Linked DNA regions of Homo sapiens: region 1 is linked to region 2. A link is a loop called in an ENCODE intact Hi-C map of the cell type or tissue named here. Cell type or tissue: endothelial cell of umbilical vein. All regions are shown on one strand. Each heading gives the region's core, and the rest is flanking DNA. Links, peaks and the distances in the headings are about the cores only. Region 1 holds the start of SNORD114-29 (small nucleolar RNA, C/D box 114-29). Region 2 has its middle 22 kb from the start of LINC02285.

Region 1 (8,341 bases), core at 194-8,193, 110 kb before region 2:
GGTGGCGTATGAGTCATATGCGATGAATACGTGTCTAGAACTCTGAGGTCCATCACAGAAGAAATCTAGCTCATTTTCTGTGTTTGATATAATCCTTTAGACAGGCATCAGGAATATTAGATGAGTTTGGTTTTAGTCTTTGTATTTACATGTTTTAATTCTATTTTTGTAATTGGCCAATATAAAAACCAATAAACAAATGTATAAATAAAGATGAGTAAGGTTAATCATTGTCCAGTTGTAAAAAATATTTGGTGAGGTAAGAAACACTATTAATATGTATTGAAAATAGTGAAGTCTGAAGAGAAGTACATGTACATGTCTGTCACCTCTTTGGCTATGGTGATATAGACAGGATAATTATAGACAATGTTCAAATTCTTGGTTAATTGTAAGCTTGAAATTGTTCATTTTTTAAAGAGGAAATGAAATAAGTTTACTCCAAATAATGATAGCTTAGATGACTAACTAATGATAGGTGAAAAGCAAGGATTGATAGTTAAAATGCCTCTCTTTTGTTATTATCTTCTTTGCTCTGTACTTAGAATGGACGTACTTGTTCTGATTTGAGGACTTCTTCATGGTCACATGTTCTGTTTGCACCATGCTTAGGAAGGAGCATGTGTACCAATGTGAGTGACAGTCAGATTTCTTGCATTTCTTTGGGTGGTTTATTTAAGAGGACTCAATGTACTGTGAATAAACATGTAATATAATCAAAGATGGTGAATTTTATCTAGTGAGGGATATTGGAGTCAAAAGAAGTATTATATTGATAATTCACATATGAAAAACAGGATAACTCATGAAACATTAATATAGGAATTATTTGGGATATCTTTTTGGGTTTTGTGAGTCATAAGGTTTAAAGTTATTATTAGTAAATTAATGAATTAATCAACAGACAATGTAGAAAATAACAGAGAAAAGAAGGGCCAATCCTGGATCGATGATGACTACTGGTAGCATGAGTCATATACAGTGAATACATGTCTGGAACTCTGAGGTCTGTCTCAAAAGATATCTAGTCTATTTCCTGTTTCAAATGATCCTACAGACAGATGGCAAAAAATAGAATGTATATGTGTTTGGTTTTCATGTTTATGAATTTTTATTTTACATTTATGATTGGCTCAATCAGAGAATCAGTTAATAAATATACAAATAAAGATGAATAAGGGCCGGGCATGGTGGCTCACACCTGTAATCTCAGCACTTTGGGAGGCCAACACGGGTAGATCACTTGATGACAGGAGATCGAGACCTACCTGGCCAACGTGGCGAAACCCTATCTCTACTAAAAATACAAAAATTAGCCAGGCATGGCGGCATGTGCCTCTAATCCGAGGACTTGGGTGGCTGAGGCACATGGATTGCTTGAACCCGGGTTTCAAAAATTGCTTGAACCTGGGAGGCTGCAGTGATCCGAGATCACGTCACTGCAGCTTGGCAACAGAGCAAGATTCTGTGTCAAAAAGAAAAAAATAAAAAGGATAAGATTAAGGATTGTCCAACTATAAAAATATGTGGAAAGACAAAAAACACTATTAATACATACTGAAATTGGTAACAACTAAAGAGAAATCTTGCATACCTGTTACCTCTTTGAATGAGATAGACAGTATAAATTTTGACCGTATTCAAGTTCTGGGTCAGGGACAATTCCAAAGTTCTTTATTTTCCCTTCCTTTCTTCCTTCCTTTCTTTCTTTCCTTTCTTCCTTCCTTTCTTCCTTCCTTTCTTTCTTTTCTTTCTTTCTTTCTTTCTTTCTTTCTTTCTTTCTTTCTTTCTTTCTTTCTCTCTCTTTCTCTCTCTCTCTTTTCCTTCCTTCCTTCCTTCCTTCCTTCCTTCCTTCCTTCCTTCCTTCCTTCCTTCCTTCCTTCCTTCCTTCCTTCTTTCTTTTTGAGATGGAGTCTTGCTCTATCACTTAGGGTGGAGTACAATGCCACGATCTCAGCTCACCGCAACCTCTGCCTCATGGGTTCAAGCAGTTCTTGTGCCTCAGCCTCCCTAATAGCTGGGATTGCAGACGCGTGCCATCATGCCTGGCTAGTTTTTGTATTTTCAGTAGAGATGGGGTTTCTCCATGTTTCCCAGACTGGTCTTGAACTCTTGACCTCAAGTGATCCACCTGCCTCTGCCTCCCAACATGCTGGGATTACAGGCATGAGCCACCACATCTGGCCAGTTATTCATAAAAAAATGAAATATACCTCAAATTAATGAACATATAAATGAGTATAAATGTTTATACATTTATTAATTTGAGGTATATTTGAAAAGCAAGGATCAATGGAGAGAAGGTCTCATTTTTGTTGTCATCTCTTCTGCTCTGTACTCAGAATGGAAGCACAGAAGCTGGTTTTAATAGTTAAGAGCTGTATGGTCCATCTCTGTGCTAGAAGCTGGAGACCAATGTGAGTAATAGTCAAAGTTCTTGTCTCATCTTGGGTGTTTTGTTTAAAGGTTTATAGTGCATTAACAAAAAATATGAAATATAATCCAATAAGGCCATGAGTAGCCCAGGGATAAATATGGAATGGATGTGGAATGTTACACTGAGGGATGCTTATATGAAAAGCATGTCCTGTATTATTAAGAAAGGTAATAATGAGGGGATATGGTATTGTGAGGATGAGTGTATATACAAATTAGAGATATCAAGGCTCCTCTTGGGGTTTTGTGAGTGATAGTGTTTAAAAGTTATTAATGGTGAATTAATGAAGTAATAAATAATGTAACAATGAATGAAGAGCACCAGAGCTAATCCTGGATCAATCATGACTACTGGTATTGGATGGGTCTTCGTCAGTGAATGCCTATCTGGAACTCTGAGGTCCATCAGAAAAGAAATATAGTGTTTTCCCTCTTTTGGAAGTGATCCTATAGACAGACGTCAGGAATATGCAAGGGTCTTGTTTTTGCTCTTTGTGAGCACGAGTTTTCAATCTATTATTATAATTCAATCAATGAAGGAACCACTAAACAAATATACAAATAAAGTATGTTGGATGCGACTAAGCGTTCTCTAACTGTAAAAATAATTTGTGAGGCAAAAAAAGCTATGATATGGCCAGGCATGGTGGCTCACACCCGTAATCCCAGCACTTTGGGAGGCCAAGGTGGGTGGATCACCTGAAGTCAGGAGTTCGAGATGAGCCTGGGCAACATGGTAAAACCCCATCTGTACTAAAAATACAAAATTAGCTGGGCGTGGCGGCGTATGCCTGTGATCCCAGCTACTTGGGAGGCTGAGGCAGGAGAATCACATGAACCTGGGAGATGGAGGTGGCGGTGAGCCAAGATCACACCACTGCACTTCAACCTGGGCAATAGAGTGAGAAGAAAATCTATGATATATATTGAAAACACCAATACCATTAGGAAATAAGTGGTATGAGGTTGTTATTTATTTAGTTAGGGATGTTATAGACAGTGGTAAATAATAATGAATGTTTATGCTTTGTGTCAGTGGTGTGACTGATACTGTCTGGCTATGTAGAGTAAATAAAATATATGTTATCTCAAATAACCTATGTGACTGAATCAGTGGAAGATAGAATGCAAAGAGTAATGCAGATAATGTCTTAATCTTTTCTGATCATCTCTTGTGCTCTGTACTCCTCAAAATAAACACACTCTGGCTGATTTTATCATTCTTTTTTAATGGTAAGATCCATGGTTGCGTCTATGTGTTATATGGTGTGTGGAGACCAATGTGAGTGACAGTCAACATTCTTGGTTTCAGTGTTTTTTAAAAAAGATATTCGTAGTATTATTAAGAAGTGTTAAATACAATCATTGAAGGTAAACTCTGGCCCATTTGTAAAAATAGGATTAATATAAAGCATTATGTTGATTAATGTATATATATAAAACATTGAATTTAACTAATGAAAACATTGAATTTAATTAATGAAAGAGGTGTATTGCTGTGAGTAATATTGACATAGACAGATATAAGAGCTATTTAAGGATTTTACTCACAAGTTTTTGTGACTCTTAGGTAATTATTTTATTGTTAGTGAACTGATAAATTAATCAATAAAAACACGTAGACACGAATTAAGAAAAGGAGGTCCAAGCTTGAGCAAGCGATGACAGCCGGTGGTGTGTGAGTCATGGAGGATGAATACTAAGTGCCTGGAACTCTGAGGTTCAATATAATAGAAATCTAATCTATTCCTCTGTTGAAAAAAATCCTTTAGATAGATGTTAGTGATATCAAGGCTGTTTGCTTCCAATTTTACAGTTCATGGATTGTGATTGTGTTAATATAAATGAATTAATGAAAGAATCAAACAAAGATTTGAATGATTAAACATGAAGAGAGAGAGAGGCATATTCTAATTGTTAACATATGTGGCAAGGAAAGAAATACTATTAATTAATTTGGAATGGATAATAAATGGGCCAGTGGTTTTTAACTCTCTGGCTAAGAATCATAGAGCCACTGATAGAGCAATAGCACTGATTATTAGTTATCAAAGGCTATGTGATTTTTAGGTCAATTCTCAGGTCAACTGGGTCAATTGTAAGTTCAATATTTATTTTATTAAGGGGGAAATAAGCAAATATTAACAAATCAATAAATACCAACTGACAGAGTAAATGGAAGGTAGAATGAAAAAATTAATGGATAGAAAATCTCAAATTTTGTCTTCTGCTCTTCCTTGTAATCCTCAGAACAGTCACTCCCTGCACTGATTCTGCCATGACCACTTGCTCTATGGTTGTTTTAAGGAACCTACAGACAAATGTGAGTAATCGTCAAAGTTCTTGTCTTGGTTTGGGCCATTTAAGAGTGGTCAATGCATTATTAATAAGTAGAAAATATAATTAAAGAAGACTAACCGTGTCCCCAAAATGAACATGGGGTTGATATGAAACATTTTGTTGAGTAATGCATGTTTGAAACAATCAGGTCAGTTCAAGAAACATGTCTAATTTCTGTAGGAACTGCTCTACAGATAGACAACAGGGTTATCACAGCTCTTGTCCTATTTTTTTTCTGATTCATGTCTATTTCTTTATTATAAAGTAGTAAATTAATAAATAAATGAAATAGACAAAGTCTAAATGAAAAAAATGATTGATGGTCTGTGGCCTGGCCCAGAGATGATGACTCGTGGGTATGAGTCAAGGATGATGAGTAATAGGAGTCAGGAAGTTTAAGCTCCGATATAAAAGAAATCTAGCCTATTGATCAGTTGGAAATGATCCTGTAGACAGTAGTTAAAAATATTCAGTTATCGGCTGGGCACGGTGGCTCACACCTTTAATCCCAGCACTTTGGGAGGCCGAGGTGGGCAGATCACAAAGTTAGGAGTTTAAGACCAGCCTGACCAACACAGTGAAACCCCGTCTCTACTAAAAATATACAAATTAGCCGGGTGTGGTGGCGAGTGCCTGTAATCCCAGCTACTTGGGAGGCTGAGGCAGGAGAATTGCTTAAACCCAGGAAGTTGAGGTTGCAGTGAGTCGAGATCGCGCCACTGAATTCCAGCCTGGGCAACAGAGTGAGACCCTGTCTCGAAAAAAAAAAAACAAAAAAAACCCCCAAAAAATCAGTTACCCTATTCTTGTGCTCTTGTAATTCACGGATAATGAATTAATGCGTGAAGAACTCAAGTAAAAGAAATAAGTGAATAAAAACATGGCCACACCTGGACCAACTATAACATGTGTAATGAAGCAAGTCACAGTACTGATCTATTGCTCAGGGAGTGGGAATTGTGTCAGATTTTTAATCTCTCAGAATGAGAAACATGTAGACAAATGTATGAGCTGTCCATGTTTATATTGAGTTGTCTTTGGTTTCCTGGTTGTCTTATCCTTAACTAGGGATGTTGTTTATATAAATAGAAAGCTATTTTTAAAGAGGGCCAGTGACAATAATTTGTTCTATAACAAGAGCTATTGTGCTCACTAAATTCCATTACAAAGTGACATCATCTGTTATTACTTTGGTAATGATCAACTATGCATGTGCTACGATGATCCATGCTGTAGTTTAGATCATGTGTAAGGATACTGATTTTATCTTAATAATGAACAAATGCTTAAGTTAATAATAATCAATTAGCTAAAAAGGATAAAGCAAGGGCCAGTAGCAAACATGTCTGGAAATGATGGTTGTGATGTAACTGGGTCCGGAGAGTGTATTCTTCTTAAGGCAAGTATTTTGGCTCTTACAAGTGTTTGCATAATTAGGCTATACATAGACGCACAGTATCAGACACATTCTGGGTTTCTGAGGGTTTACATATGTTCTGTTTCTTTACAAAGAATGAATAATTCGCCAAATTGGTTTGTGAATGAGTGAATGAAGTGATAGCAAGCACTGTTCATTGGTATGAAATTGCTCTGAAACAAGTATTTAGATGAATCTAATTGTGCATATGGGAGGTCCAAAGATTTAGGTTGTTGAGTGCATGGGTGGAGGCATTGAAGCTGACGTGTTTTGTAGAGAACTCTCATTCTTGATTCAGATGTTGGATTCAAAGGCGTCCATTTATTTTATTTAAGTTCTGGGGTACATGTGCAGGATGTGCATGTTTGTTACATCGGTAAACATGTGTCATGGTGGTTTGCTGCACCTATCAACTCATCACCTAGGTATTAAGCCTGGCATGCATTAGCAGTTTTTCCTGATGCTCTCCCCACCCTCCCCTGACAGGCGCCAGTGTGTGTTGTTCCCCTCCTGTGTCCATGTGTTCTCATTGTTCAGCTCCCACTTATAAGTGAGAACATGCAGTGTTTTGTTTTCTGTTCCTGCATTAGTTTGCTGAGGATAATGGCTTCCAGCTTCATCCATGTCCCTGCAAAGCACATGCTCTCATCCCTTTAATGGCTGCATAGTATTCCATAGTGTATATGTATCACATTTTCCTTATCCAGTATTTGGGTTGATTCCATGTCTTTGCTATTGCGAATAGTGCTGCAATGAACATACATGTGCATGTATCTTTATAATAGAATGATTTCTATTCCTTTGGGTTATATACCCAGTAATGGAATTGCTGGGTCAAATGGTATTTCTGCTTCTAAATCTTTGAGGAATCACTACACTGTCTTCCATAATGGTTGAACTAATTTATATTCCCACCAACAGTGTAAAATCATTCTTATTTCTCTTTAACTTCATCGGCATCTGTTTTTTCTTGACTTTTTAATAATCACCATTCTGACTGGTAGGAGATGGTGTCTCACTGTGGTTTTGATTTGTATTTCTCTGATGATCAGTGATGTTGAGCCTTTTTTCTTGTTTGTTGGCTGCATGTATGTCTTCTTTTGAGAAGTGTTTGTTCATGTCCTTTGCCCATTTTTTAATGGGGTTGTTGGTTTTTTTCTTGTGAATTTGCTTAAGTTCCTTGTAGATTCTGGATATTAGACCTTTGTCAGATGGATAGATTGCAAAAATTTTCTCCCATTCTGTAGGTTGTCTCTTCACTCTGATGATAGTTTCTTTTGCTGTGCAGAAACTCATTAGTTTAATTAGATTCCACATGTCAATTTTTGCTTTTGTTGCAATTGCAAAGGCATCCATTTTAAATGCAAAATTAATAATTGAATTAATGTGACAAAAAAGAGGGTTTTCTGGCCAGTTGTAAAAAGAGCATGACCCAATTATAAAAATTAATCTAAACTTGCTCTCCTTTCATTTATTAGAATATTAGAGCACAGTCAAAATTTAGGATGTTTCATTCTTTTTACCATTTGCATTCTACCCTCCAGAATGGATTATCATTGGTGAAGATCTTAGCTGGTAAGTCTCTGGGAAAAAGGCTATAGACCTATACAAATAATGCCCAAAGTTCTTGTCCTTTGGTGGGGTGTTTACTCAGAGGTATTCATTGTATTATAAAATAATGCATAAATGACTACATCTATATACAGAATTAAAAAAGAACAGGGATGAGAGTGTGTTACACACCAATAATTAGAATGAGTCCAATCAGAACATCTGTGGAATTATATATTTTTAATATCCCAAAACACTGAGTTTTATGAATAAATTAATAAATCAGGAATGTTCCTTCTTTTGGTAAGTATCATATAGACAAAGAATAGTAATAGTCAACGTTTTTGTTCTGGGAGAATGGTGAGTTCAAGTTTGTCTTGTTAAGAGAAACAAATAAATAATTTCACAAATTTATCAATACCTAATTATAAATAGCTAAGCAAATTAACGGGGGAAACATGGATCAATTGAAAGAATTTTTGATATTTTCACTCCCTTTTTGTAAGGAATATTCCTGCATATTTTGTGTATACATTTTTAAAGGTATAAAAGAATACATGTTTATTTTTCCTTTTTTTCACCATCTGCTTTCAGTTC
Region 2 (8,341 bases), core at 22-8,021:
CAGATAGTTTTAAAAAAACTAAAGTTGACTGATAGAAAATCAATAAAGTTCCTTGAATATGTAAAGGAAAATGAAATTCTCAGTCCCCCGACCCACTGAATGGATGCCCCCGTTGGCCAAGGGGAACACAAAGAAACCTTAAAAACGAGTTCAGGCCCTGGTGTAATGCCCAACCTTGTTTTTACTAACCCTGTTCTTAGACTCTCCCTTCCCTTTAATCACCTAGCCTTGTTTCCACCTGAATTGACTCTCAGCTAAGAGAGCCAGACAGACTCCATCTTGGCTCTTTCACTGGCAGCCCCTTCCTCAAGGACTTAACCTTTGCAAGCTGACTCCCAGCACATCCAAGAGTGATAAGATACTGTGGCGAGCAATATCCGCAGTTCCCAGGAATTCATCCGATTGATAACGCCCAAAGCCCCCCGCGTCTATCACCTTGTAATAGTCTTAAAGCCCCTGCACCTGGAACTGTTTACTTTCCTGTAACCATTTATCCTTTTAACTTTTTTGCCTACTTTACTTCTGTAAAATTGTTTTAACTAGAACTCCCTCCCCTTTCTAAACCAAAGTATAAAAGAAAATCTAGCCCCTTCTTCGGGGCCAAGAGAACTTTGAGCGTTAGCTGTCTCTTGGCCGCCGGCTAAATAAACGGACTCTTAATTCGTCTCAAAGTGTGGCGTTTTCTCTAACTTGCTCAGGTACAACAATGGTGGGAAGCTGGGGGGGTCAGACCTGCCTTGTCATGCAGGTTCAGCCCATGGTGGGAAGCTGGGGGGTCAGACCTGCCTTATCATGTGAGTTCAAGCCATGATGGGAAGTTGGGGGGTCAGACCTGCTTTGTCATGCCCTCCTCCCTTTGGGGTTCAGGCACAACTGACCAGCATTAACATTGAAATTGAGAACATAAGACTGACAAAACAGACTCTTTGTAGCAATAGAATATCTAACTCCAACCTGGCTCTGCTGTAGTGTTGTATGACAGATAGCAGGCTCTGTAGAGAATCAGAGTATTTACCGCCCAAAGATATTTTCTTTGAAATATTTTGAAGTGGCCCTGTGAAGCATCTTTTGTGGGGGGAAATTTGCATTCTGTAGAGAATCTTTTTCCCCTTCTAGGTCTTTTTCAGAGAGGCTGACACCTTTTAAGGTCATTTAAGGTAGGTTTTAAGGTAAACGTCATAAGAGGCATTTACTGTCTATTCTCTCTGAAGCCTGTTACTTAGTGGCTTCATCTACATGACGAGAACCTTGGCTTTCACAACCCTCCTTATCTTAAATTAAGCATTTCTTTATGCTGACTTCAACTTTTCAGGCAAATAGGTTAACTCTTTTAACTAACTACCAGTCAGAAAACCTCTGATTCCACCTATGATCTGGAAGCCCCTCTCCCTACTTCAAGATGTCCCATGTTTACCAGCTGAACCACTGATATGTGTTGGTTTATGTCTTTGCCTGTAACTTCTGTCTCTCTAAAATGTATACAATCAAGTTGTAAGCCAACTACTCTGGGGACGTGTTCTCAGGACCTCCTGAGGCTGTGTTGCTGGCCATGGTCACTCATATTTGGCTCAGAATAAGTCTCTACATATTTTACAGTGTTTGGCTTTTTTCATCAACAGATACTACCAAAGCACCGACTAAAATATTATATTTTTAAAAATACACAGAATTACTATTCTTGTTACACTTACATAAATAATGAGGCCAAGTTAATTGAAACTGGACTTATTAAAAAAATCTTACTGTAATTACCTTTGGTAAAAATGGGAGTGTCTGTTAAAAAGATTCTATTTTAATAGAAACCTATGGAGCATCTGTGGTCAAATTCTAGTCCTGTTCATTTTCTTTGAGGTTTTATTACCCATCTGTAAACGGGAGTGAATTCCGATTTCTTCTAGTTTAGTAAAAAGCTAAAAGTTCCTTTGTCCTAAGCTCTGCAAGCTGAAACTGGAGGACTTTAAACTTCAGAAAAATCACTATAGCAGACCATCTATGGGCAATGTTCATGCCTGCTGCTATATGGGTCACTTGGAGAGTTCACCAGAGGAGTATCTGATGACATAAGCAGAGATATTCTAACTGCAAATCAGGAAAATCCATTAGATTACAGCTGCCATGCTCATCCCCCCTCTAAAGATGTTTCAAACTCAAATCTAGAAATCTCAACTAGCTGTCCTTCTGACTCAAACTCTAAGATCACAGTATACTCCAAATATTAATCTTTGTTTTTAGTTTACTCTCATAGGATGACAGCTTGAATTTCCTTCAAGCAATACAATCTGAAATGAACAATTTAGCTTCCATAGGCTAACTTCCATAGAAGTTCTTGATCTGGTAAGAAGAAGTAGTTTATGCTCGTTTTAATAAAAAATGTTGCTTCTATGTCCATAAATTAGAAATCGTTGCCCCAAATTAAAAGGCTTTTCATTAACAAATACATTTCTCATCAAATAGGTACTGCTTCCTCGTTGGATTTATTCAGTTGGTTAAATCTTGACTCCTGGGATCTCTGCTCCAGGGAATTTTTCAGCCAATAGTTCTTGGCTATTATCCTCCTTAGTCATTGTATTCATTCTCCTTAGTCATTGTATTCACTTCCCTGTAGTCCTTGTATCCTTGTGAGGATTTTAAATACTTTCCAGTAGCCACTCACACCTCAAATGATTGCCATCAGGATTAGACAATTTAGAGACCTGAACCACCTGACCACTCAAGTCTTACAATGAATGTTCAATTTTGGATAATAATGATAACGTGACCTTACATCCCAATGCAGCTGTTGATAATGATAATGCCTACAAGACTGCTCCAGTGACTATATCAATAGTGGCAGCTGAGAGTAAGCTATGCTGTCTGGTCACACCCTCAGCATGCTGAGAGGGTGAACAAAGGGGAGTGAGGTGTGGGGTTGTTAAAGTAAGTGAAGATGGAGATTGGGCCTGATGAATTCCTGAGAGGACAAAACCAGTTAGGTCTCATAAGTGACCTCAACCTTGCTTTATTTGCAAACATAAGCAAAACTTAAGCTATTTCTTTTAAATACCTACTTTTTTTTTTTTAAAAAAAGAGCTTAAGCTCAACCAATTAGAAGTATCCAACAAACTTATAATTATATAACTAGTGACTTTCCAACAGGATAGACCAAAAAATGCAACGGCATAGCTGTGTTTAAATCAAATATTTTCTTTGCTTTTCTTCTATGTTTGTTCTGTAAAAGCCTCACTCTTGCATTCCCTTGGAGGAGGTCCCGAACTCCTTCTGGTTTGGAGCTGCCCAATCCATGAATCATTGCTTGCTCAAATAAACTCTTCAAAATTTTATGTGCCTCAGTTTACTTTTTAGAAAACTGCAATGTTTTCATACACGCATACACATGAAATAATTAAATCAAGCTAATTAACAAATCCATCACCTCACATACTTATATTTTATGGTAAGGCCATTTAAAATAAACCCTTCTAGCAATTTTGAAATATACAATACATTATTATTAACTATAGTCAAAATGCTGTGCAATAGATCTCTAAAACGTATTCCTTACATCTCACTGAAACTTTGCACCTTTGGCCCAACATCTCCACATTCCCCAGTTCCAACGCTCCAGCCCCTGGCAATCACCACCCTACTCTCTGGTGCTGTGAGTTCCTCTTTTCTAGATTCCACATATAAGTGAGAACATGAAGTCTTTGTCTTTCTGTGCCTGGCTTATTTCACTTAACATAATGTCCTCCAGGCTCATCCATTTCATAAATGACAGGATTTCCTTCTTTTATAAGCTAAATAGTATTCCACTTTGTATATGTTGTTGTCAGTGGCGATGTGGGTGGTGATTGGGGCTGGCGTTGCGGGCAGTGAAATAATTTACTGAAACAGCAGTAAGTTAAAGAAAACAAGTTTATTAGAGAGAAAGTATGTTTCAAGGGAGCAACAGGCAGCACAGCAGAGAAGGGGCTTGTCTACCAAGAAGCAGAGGCTGGAGGGAAGTTTTATAAGGTGGTGCTGCTGGGGCTATGTGCAGAATGAGGTATTCGGGAACAGGATGCTGTGCCAGTGGGTTGTCTGTGATTAGCCATTTCCCAGAACAATTGTTCTCTCCCTCTCCTGGGGCCTCTTCCTCACTGTTGCTTACTTATCTTATCAGGACTCCACATATTTGTCAGATTTCGTTTATCCATTATCCACTGATGCATACTTAGGTTGATTTCATATCTTGGCTAATGTGGATAGTGCTGTAATGTATTTCTTTGACATATTATTTTGTATCCTTTGGATGTATACTCAGAAGTGATGTTCCTGGATCATATGGTAGTTCTATTTTTAGTTTTTTGAAGAATCATAGTGTGTTCCAAAAGGCTGTACTAAGTTACAATCCCACCAACAGTGTGCAAGGGTTTCCTTTTCCTGACATCCTCATCAACACTTTTGGTAAGTGTTTCATCATCTTTTTGATAATAGCCATTTTAACAGGTGTGAGGTAATATCTCACTGTGGTTTTAATTTGCATTTCCTTGATGATTTAGTGACAATGAGCATTGCTTTATATACCTGCTGACCATTCGTATGTCTTCTTTTGAGAAATGTTTCTTCAAGTCCTTTGTCCAATTTTAATCAGGTTGATTTCTTGCTGTTGGGCTGAGTTTCTTATATATTAACCTCTTATGAGATGTATGGTTTGCAAATATGTTCTCCCATTTCTTAGGTTGCTTTCACCCTTTTGATTGTTTCCTTTGCTGTGCAGAAGCTTTGTAGTTTGGTGTAATCTCACTTGTCTGTTTTTGCTTTTCTTACCTGTGGTTTTGGGGTCACATCCAAAAACATCATTGCCTAGACGAATGTCGTGAAACTTTTTTCTTATGTTTATTTCTAGTAGTTTTAGTTTTAGGTCTTATATTGAAGTCTTTAACCCGTTTTGAGTAGATCTTTGTAATAATATATGATATGAGATGAGGGTCTAATTTAATTCTTCTGTATGTGGATATCCAGCTTTCCTAAGATCATTTACTAAAGAGACTGTCATTTTCCCATTATGTGTTCTTGACATCTTTGTTGAAAATGAATTGACCGTAAATGCATGGCTCTGCATGGCTATTTCTAGGCTCTCTATTCTGTTCCATTAATCTATGTGTCTTTTTTTTTGTGCCAGTACCATGCTGTTTTGATTACTGTAGCTTTGTAGTAGATTTTGAAATTAGATAGTGCGATGCCTTTGAGTTTGTTCCTTTTGGTCAAGGTTACTTTGGCTATTTGAGGTCTTCTGTGGTTCCACGTAAATTTTAGGATTATTTTTTCTGTTTCTGTGAAAAATGATATTGGAATTTTGATATGGGATACACTGAATCTGTGGATCATTTTGAGTCATATGGGCATTTTAATAATATTGATTTTCAATCAATGAACACAGGATTTAAAAAAAATTTTTTTATCTTCTTCAATTGCATTCATCAATATTTTCTAGTTTTTACTCTTAAATATTTTATTTTATAGCTATTGTAAATGAAATTGTTTTCTTAATTTTTTTCCAGATCATTTGTTATTAGTGTATAGAAACACTACTAAGTTTTGCATCTTGTATCCTACAACTTTACTGAATTTGTTTATTAGTTCTAACAGCTTTTGATGAAGTGTTCAAGGTAATCAGTATATAAGGTAATTTAATCAGCAAATATTTTCACTTCTTCCTTTCCTATTTGTATGCCTTCTATTTCTTTTTCTTGCTTAATTGCTCTGGCTAGGACTTCTAGTACTCATTGAATAGGAGTGGGCAGCCCCATTTCTAACTCAGTGATTTAAAGGGGCTATCCAGGGCCTGACACTGCACTGAAGAAACCCAGGCTGGCTCTCCTGTCCAGACTTGGTTCTGAGTTCCCTGTCAAGAGCCAAGTGTTTGCCATGCACTGTGAGCTGTGGTTACCATCCCATTTCTCTGATCTGCAAACTGAACTTGAGCTGTTAAAGGCCTGACATCTCAGAGGGCAGATACTGCAGAGCTGAGACTCCACCCCAGGTAGGTCTGACCCCCCAACCTGGGCTAACCTCTTGCCATGTTGCCCCAACTTAGGTCATTCCACATTCATGAAACCGAGTTCTGCACTGGCCCTTCCTGGCTCTTCTGACAACCTTCCTGTTGAGGGCATCCCTGCCTCACAGCCTTGCTCTGCCCTTCTGCTCCCACTCTCTCTGCTGTCCATGGGCTCATCATGCCTTCCCTTTACACACCTGTGGTCACCCGGGCACCCCCCCCCCCCCACCAAGGCCAATGAGTCTGTTGAGAAATGTCATGGACTAGCCTGTGCCCTCCAAATTCATATGTTGAAGTCCTAAGCCCTAGTATCTTGGAATGTGACCTCATTTGGAATTGGGAGATGGGGTCTTTACAGAGATAATCAAATTAACATGAGGCCATTAGGGTGGGCCCTAGTCCCATGTGTCTGGTGTTCTTACAAGAAGGGGTAATTTCAAAGGGGTAAGCTCTGGTATTTGACAGTACAGTAGGGAAATTATAGTTAACAATAATTTTTGTGTATATTATTCAAGATAACTAGAAGAGAAGATTTGTAATATTCCCAACATAAAAAAAAGATAAATATTTGAGATGATGGATATCTTAATAATCCTGATTTACTCATTATTTTCTATAAAAGTATCAAAATACCACGTGTACCCTCAAAATATGTACAACTGTGATATACTCATAAAAATACATGGATAATTGTCACCAAAGGCCAAGAAAAAAAGAAGGGGAAAGGAGAAATTTGGACACAGTTACACACACATGTGGGGAATGCCAAAGATTGCCAGTGTACCACCAGAAGCTGGAGAGAAGCCTGGCACAAGTTCTAACTCACAGCCCACAGAAAGAGCCCAGCCTGCTAACACCTTGGTCTCAGACTCCCAACTTCCAAAACTGTGAGGCAATCCATTCCTGCTGCCTAAGTCATTCAGGGTGTGATACTTGGTCATGGTTGCCTGAGCAAACAGATCCCAGGAGACAGGTCTGAGAGCCAGTCCTCTCCATGGGCCACCTGCCTACCTGCCCACATCCAAGGGCATGCCAACTTTCCCATCTTTGCCCATACAGTGCCTCTCCCCGGCTTGCCATTCTCACCATCCATGAGGGGCCTCCCTGGCCAGTCATGGATAGCTGGAGAACTGCTGATGTGAGGGACGGTGGCCGTGACTTGGGACAGGAGGCTCCCAGTGGACCAGGAGCCTGGTTGTGTTGGAGTCTGTGGCTGTCATGCTGTCTCTCTGCCCATGCCCAGGCCCCATCCGAAGAGGAGCTTCCTGCCATCCTGGGAGTGTCCCTAAAGGGAGGCGAGACTGTGCCTTGGACATTTGCAACCTTGGGTATTTGCAGCCTGGAGTGTTTGGACCCAGCTATCTCTTGTAGAACAGCCATTCACAAATTAACTGTAAATGAATCAGAAACACAAATTCAATTTTTCTTGACATGTAAATGGGGGTTTATAAATGTTAGAGGGGAGTTTGGCTTTTTTTTTTTTTTTTTTTTTTGAGACAAAGTCTTACTCTGTGGCCCAGGCTGGAGTGCAGTGGCGCGATCTCGGCTCACTGCAACCTCCGCCTCCCAACTTCAAGTGATTCTCGTCCCTCAGCCTCCAGAATAGCTGGGATTACAGGCATGCACTATCACGCCCAGCTAATTTTTGTATTTGTAGTAGAGACAGGGTTTCACCATGTTGGCCAGGCTGGTCTCAAACTCCTGACCTCAGGTGATCCACCCGCCTCGGCCTCCCAAAGTGCTGGGATCACAGGCGTGAGCCACCTTGCCTGGCCTTGGCTATTTTTAAGGGAGTCTGGACACTGGCCTGTGCTGGCTACCAGGGACCTGGAGACAAATGGAGATGGTCCCCCAGACTGGGTCAGTTCAGGTTTCTGAATCCTATGTGGCTGTTGACTGGGAGCTAAGACTGCTGTCCACATTCCCTCCAGAGCCCTCCCACAGCCCCATGATGGACCCAGCCCACTTTACAGATGGAAAAACTAAGATACAGATTGGACAAGGCCCTGGCCTGGAAAGAGGCACAGCCAGGGTCCAGCCTTGCTTTCCCTGACTCCAGGCCCTGAAGGCCCTGAACCATTTTTATAGCAGGAGGGTTTCGGGAGCCCCAGGGAGCCCTGGGGGGATCGGGGCAGCTCCAGAGAGGAGGCAGCGCTTGAGCAGTGTCTCAGGCAGGGACTGGAGCTCGGAGGCCAGCATGGGGCAGCCCTGCTGGTGGCGTGAGGAATGCCGAGTCCCTGTCTGGGGATGTGCTCCAGGGGGTTCCAGGGCACCAGATGGGCTGCAGGTGGCAAGCAGGCACACAGTGTCTCGGCTGTGGTC

What was found. Peaks named below come from ENCODE experiments on the same cell type or tissue, not always from the same donor. Only the 100,000 strongest peaks of a DNase experiment are listed, where the experiment ranks them.
Region 1: a loop joins it to region 2, with 2.7 times the contacts of the local background. A loop is called at or near these places in 1 of 110 quality-filtered maps.

Annotation. Positions count from the first base shown.
Region 1 is chr14:100,989,149-100,997,489 of GRCh38, forward strand. It overlaps MEG8 (maternally expressed 8, small nucleolar RNA host gene), which reads left to right. Exons shown (of 51, transcript NR_146000.1): 45 at 546-632; 46 at 2,343-2,417; 47 at 4,687-4,759; 48 at 7,738-7,768; 49 at 8,339-8,341. It overlaps SNORD114-29 (small nucleolar RNA, C/D box 114-29), which reads left to right and starts at 943; the gene lies at 943-1,011. It overlaps SNORD114-30 (small nucleolar RNA, C/D box 114-30), which reads left to right and starts at 2,771; the gene lies at 2,771-2,841. SNORD114-31 (small nucleolar RNA, C/D box 114-31) reads left to right here and starts at 4,088; the gene lies at 4,088-4,161. It also overlaps LOC124903422 and SNORD114-28. RefSeq lists an enhancer at 1-158. In endothelial cell of umbilical vein, for the core only: no CTCF peak of the experiment used is centred there; no DNase peak of the experiment used is centred there.
Region 2 is chr14:101,094,738-101,103,078 of GRCh38, forward strand. No RefSeq gene overlaps it. Among named protein-coding and RNA genes, the nearest start is that of LINC02285, 22 kb to the right of the region's middle. In endothelial cell of umbilical vein, for the core only: no CTCF peak of the experiment used is centred there; DNase peaks (open chromatin) are centred at 2,574 and 4,094; H3K27ac peaks cover 3,142 bases.